Regions from separate parts of the Mus musculus genome. Here region 2 is linked to region 1. The links are chromatin loops, found by intact Hi-C in ENCODE. Cell type or tissue: heart. All regions are shown on one strand. Each heading gives the region's core, and the rest is flanking DNA. Links, peaks and the distances in the headings are about the cores only. Region 1 overlaps Slco2a1 (solute carrier organic anion transporter family, member 2a1). Region 2 overlaps Slco2a1 (solute carrier organic anion transporter family, member 2a1).

Region 1 (5,374 bases), core at 192-5,191:
CAGGTTCGTCCTGGAGACCCTAGGCACACCTGAGTGGAGATCCTAGCTAAGCTTTTTCTTGCTGGTGACTCTATGCCTGGGCCTTTGCTATTCGAAGGGAGATTTTCTCCTCTTGATAACAGGCTGGGTGATTACCTTATACCTTCCCAGCAAGGGAAAGGTGACACAAGTGACACAAGTGGGGCAGGTGACAAGGGACATCCAGCCCAATAGCTTGTCACTTTGCTGGCATCTTTGTCACTGGGATGGACTGTCAAGAGCGGATGTTGCTATAAACCCATGTGCCACATGATCTGAGGGAGGAGTAGAGTCTGAGAATACAGATCCACGGCCCAGCCCGGCCACACTCACTTCCTGGGTCACTCAGGACAGACACATGGCTCACCTTTCTTGGCCCTCTGGGGTCCTTTTCTGAAAGAGTGGGTGTCATGAATAGTTCCCACCATGCACCTCAGTAAGAATGCCCTAGGGTAAGAGTTAAACTGGGCCTCCCCAGGGTGAGCCCCACTTCTGTAAACAAGGCATCGCATTCGATGTTGTCCAGGAGCTCCGGTTTCAATGTTAGACCAGCTCTGAATGACGCCCTGGTCTCCATCCTTGACACCACACTGTGAGCCTGCACAGGTCAAGCCAGATAGGAGGGTACTGAGGTGGGAGAGTGAGTCCCACCTCTAACCAAGATGCTATTTGTAATTGATACTTACCAACAAAGGCAAACATCCGTTTTCTTCAGTGGAGTGTCCCTGTGAATATCAAACCACACTTCAGAGCAGACCCGTATCCCCGGGGTAGCTGGCCAAGATAAAACAAAACCCATTTTTGTTTGTTTGTTTGTTTGTTTGTTTGTTGTGGGCTTTTTGTTTAGCTTGGGCATTTTTAGCTTATTGTTTTGTTTTGTTTTGATTTTTGTGAGATTTATTTATTTATTTATTTATTTATTTATTTATTTTAAAGCCTACAGCACCCTCTGGTCTCCCAGTAGTAACCAAGCCTTACCCTACTTAGCTTCCAAGATCAGACGAGATTGGGTGCATTCAGGGTGGTATGGTCATAGATGAGTGCTGTTTTGTTTTGTTTTGTTTGAAAGAGAGAGAGAAAGCATAAAGTTGAGTGGTTGGTGAGGTGGAGAGGACCTGGGAGGAGTAGGGGGAGAAAAAACATGATCAAACTATAATATTGGACAAAAGTTGTTAAAAATCTTTAAAAATGATTAAAAGATAGATTTTAAAAACTCAAAATAAAAATTAGAAAAAAACTGGGTGTGGTGGTCTTGTAATCTTAGCATCCAGGAGATAAAGGCAGGAGAACTAGAAGCTTAAGTTATCACTGGCTATAGAGTAAGCTGGAGACAGCCTGGGCTACATGAGACCTGTGAAAGAAAGAAAGAAAAAGAGAGAGAGAGAGAGAGAGAGAGAGAGAGAGAGAGAGAGAAAGGAAGAAAGGAAGGAAGGAAGGAAGAGAGAAAAAAGAAACCATTGTCCCATTAGTTCCATGATGCAGTTATTAGTTATCAATGACAGTTAATAATATTAATCACAATGTCCATAATAATAACAAATAATAGCTAACAGTAATTGAGCTCTATGAATGTACAGACCTTGAGGATCTTGCACGCACATCCCATCTGCTTTACAACTCTAGCAGAGGATAACATTACCAACCTCACTGGTAAGGCAATCAATTCTTCATGGACCAGGAAGGGAGGCAGGGAGAAGCAGGAACAGCTATGGCACAAAGTACTGTCCTCATGAGCACTATCGTCTACGCTGGCTCTATAACTGGCGACAACACAGCCATCACTTAACAGTACTTTCTCCAGGACCAGAAGACATTCAGAAGTGGGTACAGAGGGGACCCAGACATGAATCCCCAATGCTGACCCACTCCTGCCTCTTCTCTCTTCACAAGGCTCCATGAAAGAGCCTTGCACCTATTTATTATTATTATTATTATTATCATCATTATTATTATTATTACATGAAACGGTGCTGGAATTAAAGGTGTGAGGCACCACCATGCAGCCAGGGGAATTTTTACATAGCCTGTGTGTGTGTGTGTGTGTGTGTGTGTGTGTGTGTGTGTGTGTGTGTGTGTGTGTAACAAGTTGATGTGCAGCTATGTGGAGGCCAGAGGACAATCTACAGTATCAGCCTTAGGGACAGCTTCCATCTCCTTTGAGAAAGGGTTTTAAATGGCCTGAAGCTCACTGACTATGGTCAACTAAGCCATGGATCCCTAGCCATGGATCCCTAGGGCTCCCCTGTCTCTACCTACTGCTAGGGTCAAACCCACTCTGTGTCTGGGTAATGTCATTCTTACACAGGTACTAAGGCTAGAACCGGGATCCTCCTGCGCATGCGGCAAGCACTTTATAGGTTGGGAAGTGTTTTGCTTCTGGTTTATTTTGTGGTGCTGTTGAATCCCAAGCCATGAGCCATATAAGAGAGCATTCTACCACTGAGTCACCTCCCAGGCCCTGTGGGGTGAAGATTTATATATCTCCTCCTGCAGGAGACCTCTCTCTCTCAAGATTTATTTATTTTGTCTATATGAGTACACCATTGCTCTCTTCAGACACACCAGAAGAGGGCATTGGATCCCATTACAGATGGTTGTGAGCCACCATGTGGTTGCTGAAAATTGAACTCAGGACCTCTGGAAGAGCAGTCAGTGCTCTTAACCATGGAGCCATCTCTCCAGCCCCCAGGAGACATCTCTTGAGGTTTGGTTTGCAAGAAGATTCTTAGGAATCTCAGAACCTGCTCAAACATCACTGTCAATTAGTCTAGTACAGGCCCAGGACTCTAAATTAAAAGCAGGTTCCCTCGGAGACCCTGGGAGGAGGTAGGCTCTGCTCCTGACTTCTCCTGGCAGCCTCAGACTAATCTGAAGCTCCCTAAAGTGAAACACCATCGTGGAGCTAAGTCGAGGTTCTTCTGAGGCCTTTGACCCCCTCAGCCCTAGTGAGGCATCTTGAGTGCCACTTCTTAGTTTCCAAAATCCAGGGCAGCATGCCAACAATCTAATCCATCCCCAGGAAAACACTCCCACTGGACTCCCTGAATCAGAGAAGAGCTAACGGTGGCTCGCCCACCTCCCTCCAGGGGGCGCATTTCCATAGACTTCAGAACAGTGATCTGTTCTCAGGAGGCTGGCTTGGCAAGTTTATCAGAAGGCAGGGAAGGAAGGATGAGGACTAATGAGTTCTCTGGTATTAGAATACTGGGATTCCTCTCTGGGATGATGTTCTAAGCCCTCTATAGCTTTTCATCTCCCAACACAGAACAAATGAGAGCAAGTTAACATTTCTGAGGGTGCAGAGTCCCTTTCATCTGTCCTGATTGTGACAGGACTTTCTCTTTTTCCAAGCTAGGAGACCCAGCCTGGGCTGTTGGGATGAGGGCACGCTTCTCCTATCTTCTCTTGTCTCAGCATGTAATTTGAGACAAACGGTGTTTGTAGGGGAAAGTTAGAGGTCTCTGACCCTCCTCGTTCTCCCCTTCCCACCCTTGAATTGGTTGTAACCACCTTTTTGTCTGTAGAGACACTGGGTGCACAGTGTCTACTATGTGCCCAATCCCAAGGATGGGGAGGGAGGTACCAAGAAGGCAAGGATAGGGAGACTCAGCGCTGTGTAGATAGAGGATAGGGGATAGAGGATTGCTCTCTGTTTATTATTTTTAGACTCTCTAGAGATGGTTTTCTCAAGGAATGCTGTGAAGAAATGAAGAAATGGGGTGTATGAGTTTGCCCTTCTTCATGCTCTACATGGGTCACCATCACTGGGGGCTCTCTCACAGTGGCCCCATGAGAAAGTCACTTGTGTTGCTTAGTTCCAGGCACAGCTTTATTTGTTTAGAGTCTTTTAGAAAATGGTTTTCAGTTTGAAACGATAACAGATTCTCAACAAAGCTGGTCTTAGAGGTCCTGTGTATCCTACACCCACTCACCCTCAGGGTTCCATGCTATATGACAACAGTAATGACGAAGGATATCAAAAAAGCAGGAAATCACCACTGCTATCTCGTGCACGTACAGTCCGGTCCTGTACTGCTTTATCACAGGTAGATTTGTGCAGACACCACCCATCTGAGGATACAGGTGTGTTTCACCACCCACCGCAGAGAAGTGCCTTGTGCCTGCTCGTTGAGAGTCTCATCCTCTGACCACTGTCCCTAACCCCCAGCACTGTCTAGTGTCCATCTCCAGGATTGTATTATTTCAAGGCTGTTACATACAGGGAAGCATGTAACAGGCGACCTTTTGAAAAACCAGCCGTCTTCATGCAGAATAACGTATTTGCGTTCCAGTCCGTCTAAGCTGTGACACAGATCAGGTGCTGGTTCCTTTAACGGCTGAGTACTACGCCAAGGTGTGGATGTGCTGTGCTTCGTTTACACATGTTCACTTATGGAAGAACGTTTGGCTCATTTCCCACTTGGGACTAGTTCAGATAAATCCACAAGAGTGGTGACGTACAGGCTTCTGTGTGGACATAGCTCGTAATTTCTCTAGGGTGAATGCCGTGGAGTGTTGCTGGGTGGTGTGGTTGTTGAACAATGATACTTTTTTTTTAAAAAAAGATTTATTTATTATTATAAATAAGTACACTGTAGCTGACTTCAGACACACCAGAAGAGGGTGTCAGGTCTCATTATGGGTGGTTGCAGAGATTTGAACTCAGGACCTTCCTTCGGAAGAGCAGTCAGTGCTCTTACCCACTGAGCCACCTCACCAGCCCTGAACAATGATACTTTTTTAAAAAGGATCTTCCTAACTCTTTCCTGGAAGGGTCGTCTCACCTTACACGGGTGTCAGCTGCTTAGCAGTTGGTCAGCTTTTGACATTACCACTCTTTTTTTGTAAAAATTCTAATAGACATGCGGCACCACCTCTTTGTGTCTCGTTCATGTTGTCCTTGTGGCTGGAGAGAGGAAGATTGAGCTTCTTTTCATGTGATCATCGCCCCTTCATGTTGTCGTTTTCCTTTAATGTTGTGTAGCTTTAAGAGCTCACTGGGCACTCCAGTTATAAGTCCTTTGTTGGGTTATTTGGTCTGCAGATTTTGTCTTTGAATCTGTAGGTTGGTTTTTTATTTTTTTTAATCATTTAAAATGGTTTTATAGAGAAAATACTTAATTTTGATGAATTCCAATTATTGGTCTGTGTGTGTGTGTGTGTGTGTGTGTGTGTGTGTGTGTGTGTGTGTGTGTATACACCTGCTCACATGTGAGCACACAGTAGTCAAAGGACCTTAGGTGTTGGTCCTCAACATTCACATTGTTTGAGACAGGGTTTCTTGTTTACTGCTATATACAACTCCAGCCTTTGTTTGTTTGTTTGTTTGTTTTTAAGCTCACGGAGGCAGATTACC
Region 2 (5,374 bases), core at 222-5,221, 63 kb after region 1:
AGATGCTAAGAACCACTAATGGGGGTTCTACCAAGTGCCTAAATGAATAACTGGGCCCCATCTATAGGTGAATTTGACCAAAGATTTGACAAGATAATCAGGGCATGAGATCTGGGGTGACTTCCCTGTTTGCGCTGAAGTCCTGTGTAGCCTTTAGGGATGCTATCATTTCTCCAGCCTTCAGTGTCGGATCAGGGCATCGCCACCCAAGAACGATCTACTTCCTTATTGTTGTCATTGTCTTCTTGTTTTCAATTTGTTTCTTCGAAACAAGTCCTAGAATAGCCCAGGCTGACTCTGAACTTGCTAGGTAGCTGAGGATCACCTGGAATTCCTGATCCCCCTGTCTCCACTTCCCAAGCGCTGGGTTATAGGTGTCAGAAGTTGACTGCCTCTTTGCTTTTTGATCAGGCTAGCCAACCCTCTACTAAAGTAAATTCTCGGGATGTACCCAGCAATCACCCAACAGTTAGTGATATTCGGTAGTCACCCATCGTTTCTTTACGAAGCTGTGCTCCTTCCCTGTGGTTCAGCTCAAGGCTCCCAGGCTGTGCATCCAGCCCCTCTCCTTCTCACCTAGGTGCTGTGAACCTTCCAGCTGCGGCCTTGGGGATGCTGTTTGGAGGAATCCTCATGAAGCGTTTTGTTTTCCCTCTGCAAACCATCCCCCGAGTAGCTGCCACCATCATGACCATCTCCATAATCCTATGTGCCCCTCTCTTCTTTATGGGATGTTCCACACCCGCCGTGGCTGAGGTCTACCCTCCCAGGTAATGGACAGCCGGAATCCAGCCACTGTATGTCTCTCTTCTCTGCCTTTTACCTCCTCCGTCCTGCTCATTTGATCTGATGTCTCACATGGTGACACAGGAAGCCAGGTCTCAAATAGTGTGTTCTATTATGAGATGAGATTAGCCAGCCAGTGGGGTTGGGCTTAGGGTTTGGTTTTGTAAGAAGCCACAGAAGCTAGCCGGCTTAGTGTCTGGATGAGCCTAAGCCATAGAAGCCAGGAAATAAGCAATGGTTAATGCCAGCTCTGAACCAGCTAGAGCTAGAGTCTCACTGAGATGTCGAAGAAAGAGGAGAAGAGACTTGAAAAGGTTTAGAGATGAACAATTAAAATGGCGACACACTGTAAAAAACAAGGGCTGCAGAGGCAGGGGCAGGTCAAAGGACCAGTCTGCTTGCTTAAAGCAGCGTGAGACGTAAGCGTAGGGCAAGCTTTATCTTCAGAAAGAGTGTTACAACCCCATGAGCAAGGAACATGCCACTCCCCACCTCCTCCCCCCTCCCCCACAAACCCACCCCAGGTAACCACCTTGAAACGTTTTCTTTTTTTGAAAGGAAAACATATTTTCTTTATTTATATTTCAAATGTTATCCCCTTTCCTAGTTTCACCCCCTCCTGGAAACCCCTATCCCGTCCCCCCTCCCCTTGTTTCTGTGAGGGTGTTCATAAGGGAAATTGGTCTGAAGTTCTCTTTCTTTGTTTGGTCTTCATGTGGTTTAGGTATAAGAGTAATTGTGGCTTCACAGAATGAATTGGGTAGTGTTCTTTCTGTTTCTATTTTGTGGAATAGTTTGAAGAGTATTGGTCTTGGGTCTTCTTTGACAGTCTGATAGCATTCTCCACTAAATCTATCTGGTCCTGGGCTATTTTGGTTGGGAGACTATTAATGACTGCTATTTCTTTAGGGGTTATGGGACTGTTTAGATGGTTTATCTGATCCTGTTTTAACTTTGGCACCTAGAAAATTGTCCATTTCATCCAGATTTTCCAATTTTGTTGAATATAAGCTTTTGTAGTAGGATCTGATGATTTTTTTGATTTCCATGTCTCCTTTTTCATTTCTGATTTTATTAATTTGGATACTGTCTCTGTGCCCTGTGGTTAGTCTGGTTAAGGGTTTATCTATCTTGTTGATTTTTCTCAAAGAACCAGCTCCTGGTGTTGTTGATTCTTTGAATAGTTCTTTTTGTTTCCATTTGGTTGATTTCAGCCCTGAGTTTGATTATTTCCTGCCGTCTACTCCTCTTGGGTGTATTTGCTTCTTTTTGTTCTAGAGCTTTCAGGTGTGCTGTCCCCGCTGTCGTTGAAACTTTTTCTTGAGGACTTTGCCCAAAACATTTGCAAGATTTGGAGACTCAGAACCTTTTAACCCCAGCATAGTCTCTTTCTCGTGGAGAGCAACATCTCCAAATACACCAACAGCATCAGGCAAAAACATAGTGTGATATGACCTCCTCTGTAGCTGACAGATGACAGAGGAAAGCAGAACAAAAGAGGGGAACATTGCCTCGAGTGAGGGAGTGAGAAACTCACCACCGTTCTGCAGGCTGACTGGGGACCCAGAGAAGCTGGGGACCCAGAGAAACCTGAAAGCTTGGGGTCCTTGAGGTGGTTTTCAGTGGGAGTTTGGTCCCACCTCTGTCACCTGCCTGGCCTGAGTTCTAGATATGACACTCTTTGTTGCTATGAGGAAGTTATCCGTAAACAAAAAGGCCCTTCCATTGTGATGTCCCATAAATGCCAACATCCACTGCTACTGTTTATCAATGCACTACTCAGCCATCAGAACTTCCCCAAAGAAGATCAGTAAGAACAGCCATCGAAATCCACTTCGATGAAGTTCTGGCCCAGGATAGGAAGGCGAATGGACAGACCCAGATCAGTGAATCCATTTGTTTCAGGAGATGAACAGTCTATAAAAACCTCAGTGGCCTCCAAAGGTCTCAGCCAGCACCTAGCTGGGCCATAAGAGAAGGCAAATGTTTCTAATGACTTCACTGTAGCGTAGACCACTTCCTTCAACAGAGCTTCAGGCTGTCAGTCATTTTAACTCTGACAGTGGCATGGGTGTTTTCTGGCTAGACCTTTACAACTGAGTAATGGGTGGGTTTGGGTTCCCAGGGTCAGGAGAATGGAGAGGGCCATGATGTCCAAACCATGGCAGACTCACAGCCGGCTCCCACCGGCTCCGTTCAGATTCTGGGACAGCACTGGCCTAAGACAAACGGGGGTATGCAGGCACATCAGCCAGGCCAGGACCTCGTGCTGGGCTGGAGTGTGGTGCTGTTTCTTGGTCTTGCTTTGTTTGATTCTCTTCTCTTCCTGTCTCGCCTGGCAGCACACCAAGTTCTATACATCCGCAGCCTCCCGCCTGCCGCAGGGACTGCCTGTGCCCAGATTCCGTCTTCCACCCTGTCTGCGGAGACAATGGAGTCGAGTACCTCTCCCCCTGCCATGCTGGCTGCAGCAGCCTCAACGTGAGCTCAGCAGCTTCTAAGCAACCAGTAAGGACAACGACGAAGGGGGTCACAGGGGTCGACAGAACCACATGGAGCTTTGGGGCTCAGTGTGTCACCTCAAAAACCGTTCCTTGGCCGTCAGTATCAGCGTCTTAGCCCCCTCCACCATCTCTCATCCTTCTCTGCCCCGGGGTCATGACCAGATGCCCACAGCCCAAAGTCAGTTAAAGATTGGCTGGAGACCAACGAGTTCATTCTTGGGAACTTGGCAAAACAACAGAAACAAGTCCGAGCAGTCGCTCTCAGCGGAAACTTGTGACTGATACTAATGGCTCCCTGTGGCAGGGGGGAACTTCTGGGTTCTGGGTTCTGGGTTCAGGCCATATTACAGAGTCACATGGCCTGAGAGCAGAGGGTCCCCTGTGACTTGGACCTTAGAGGCCAGTGCTGGGAGCAGCAGTCGTTTCAAGCCCTCCTCTCCCAGGAGTGCCACAGAGTTGGCCTGAAGCCATGAAATTAAGTTCAAATCTAGGATTAGAAACAAAATCTCTCTTCACCTGGTCTTCAAGGCCATGTGTCTCCTTCTTAGACCTAGACCTATGGGGACTTGTCTGACAATATGTGAGGACAGTGACCCCAGGCCTTCTGGGATCAGGAAACAGCAAATGCCTCCTCCAGGTTTGTCTCTTAGTCAGAAATCCATGTGTGCAGCCACCATGTCAACCAAAAGCCCTGGTCTCACAGTTTACATCCAGTCCGATAAATGCACACGATAAATGCTGAGGGACTTCCTGAGGTGACTTACCCTTGAGCAAAGACCAGAAGAATCCTATGGAAACCTGGAAGCCCATTGCACTCGAGGGAAGCACAGGTGCCAGTGCACCAGAGAAGCTGAGGAAAGGCCTGGTCGGCGCTAAGCGACAAGTGTCACAGCTATCGGGACAAGGGATCAACAGGTCCAGAGCTGGGCAGGGCCAGGCAAGCCAGACTTAGGAGGGAGATTATTTCCCCTCTTAACTCCCTCTGATGAGAACAATGGAACGTCTATGTCATTACTATAGGATGCCCCCATAGGAAGAATGCACCTGTGTGTCGGCCATGTGTGTTGGCCATGGGCCAGGCTAGCCCCCACTTACCACCTCTTGCGAGGTCACAGAAAAAAGCTTCCCCTGTCTGTCACTATGGGCAAAGGCCCTTGGCTCTCAGGTAGAGAAGGGTGAGGAGCTAAGACAAGATGGCCCCTTAGTTTGCCTCTTAACTGGAAGAGTGGTGGCTTCTGTGGTTTTCTTATCTTTATTTACTCTCCGCTGACTCATCTACTTCCAGAAATAATCTTGACAAGCTTCCAATAACAGCACAAGTACATCAAGACAAAATCCATTACCATGATAGCAAGGGAAAAAATAATAAATTATAAGGGGGATAAAGTCTTAGTATTTTAAGATCCAGATTGCGGGAGGTTACGGCAATATCGTGTGTTAGGAACTTCTGAGCTTGAGGGCCACAGTCCCACTGACTGACAGAGGGAGGCCTCCTCTAGCTCATTAGTTGGCTCAGCCCCATAACAGCTCTGACACCAACGTCATCATAGGCTGGGCCATCAGCCACTGCAAGGAGGGAAGGCAAAGATGACCAGATGAACGGTGGCCGCCAAATGAGTCGAACAGCAGTGTTGAGCCACATAGAATTATGATGAGGCAGGGTCCTCCTCTGGGGGCTCTTCTTAGGTCAAAGTACACCTCTTCAGTGGGGAGTGCTACAGAGCATTCAAGAGACTCTGTTATTGTTTCCTCTACTCCCGGAACATACCTTCTCCCATAACAACTTGCGCAACCACTAGAGCGGGCTGGACCGGGAGGAGAGCTCCCAGGTTCCAGGCGCTGAGCTGATGAGGGTGCTTTGCCTGGTGATGGGATCTTGGGCATTCAGATGTTGGAAGACTGCAGGAGTTCATCCCATGCTGGACTCTTGGTGAAGACCATTTCTTTCTTTTTTTTATTTTAAAGATTTGTTTATTTATTTTATGCATGTGAGTGCACTGTCACTCTCTTCAGACACACCAGAAGAGGGCATCAGGTCTCATTACAGATGGTTGTGAGCCACCATATGGTTGCTGGGAATTGAA

What was found. Hi-C counts contacts between places; a loop is a spot of excess contacts. Peaks named below come from ENCODE experiments on the same cell type or tissue, not always from the same donor. Only the 100,000 strongest peaks of a DNase experiment are listed, where the experiment ranks them.
Region 2: a loop joins it to region 1, with 2.2 times the contacts of the local background. A loop is called at or near these places in 4 of 42 quality-filtered maps.

The regions. Positions count from the first base shown.
Region 1 is chr9:103,010,465-103,015,838 of GRCm38, forward strand. All of the region lies in intron 1 of Slco2a1 (solute carrier organic anion transporter family, member 2a1), which reads left to right. Among named protein-coding and RNA genes, the nearest start is that of Slco2a1, 4.7 kb to the left of the region's middle. In heart, for the core only: a CTCF peak has its summit at 3,099 (motif pointing right); no DNase peak of the experiment used is centred there.
Region 2 is chr9:103,073,796-103,079,169 of GRCm38, forward strand. Slco2a1 (solute carrier organic anion transporter family, member 2a1) reads left to right here. Exons shown (of 14, transcript NM_033314.4): 9 at 581-770; 10 at 3,129-3,294. Among named protein-coding and RNA genes, the nearest start is that of Rab6b, 36 kb to the right of the region's middle. In heart, for the core only: no CTCF peak of the experiment used is centred there; DNase peaks (open chromatin) are centred at 3,266 and 4,846; H3K27ac peaks cover 598 bases.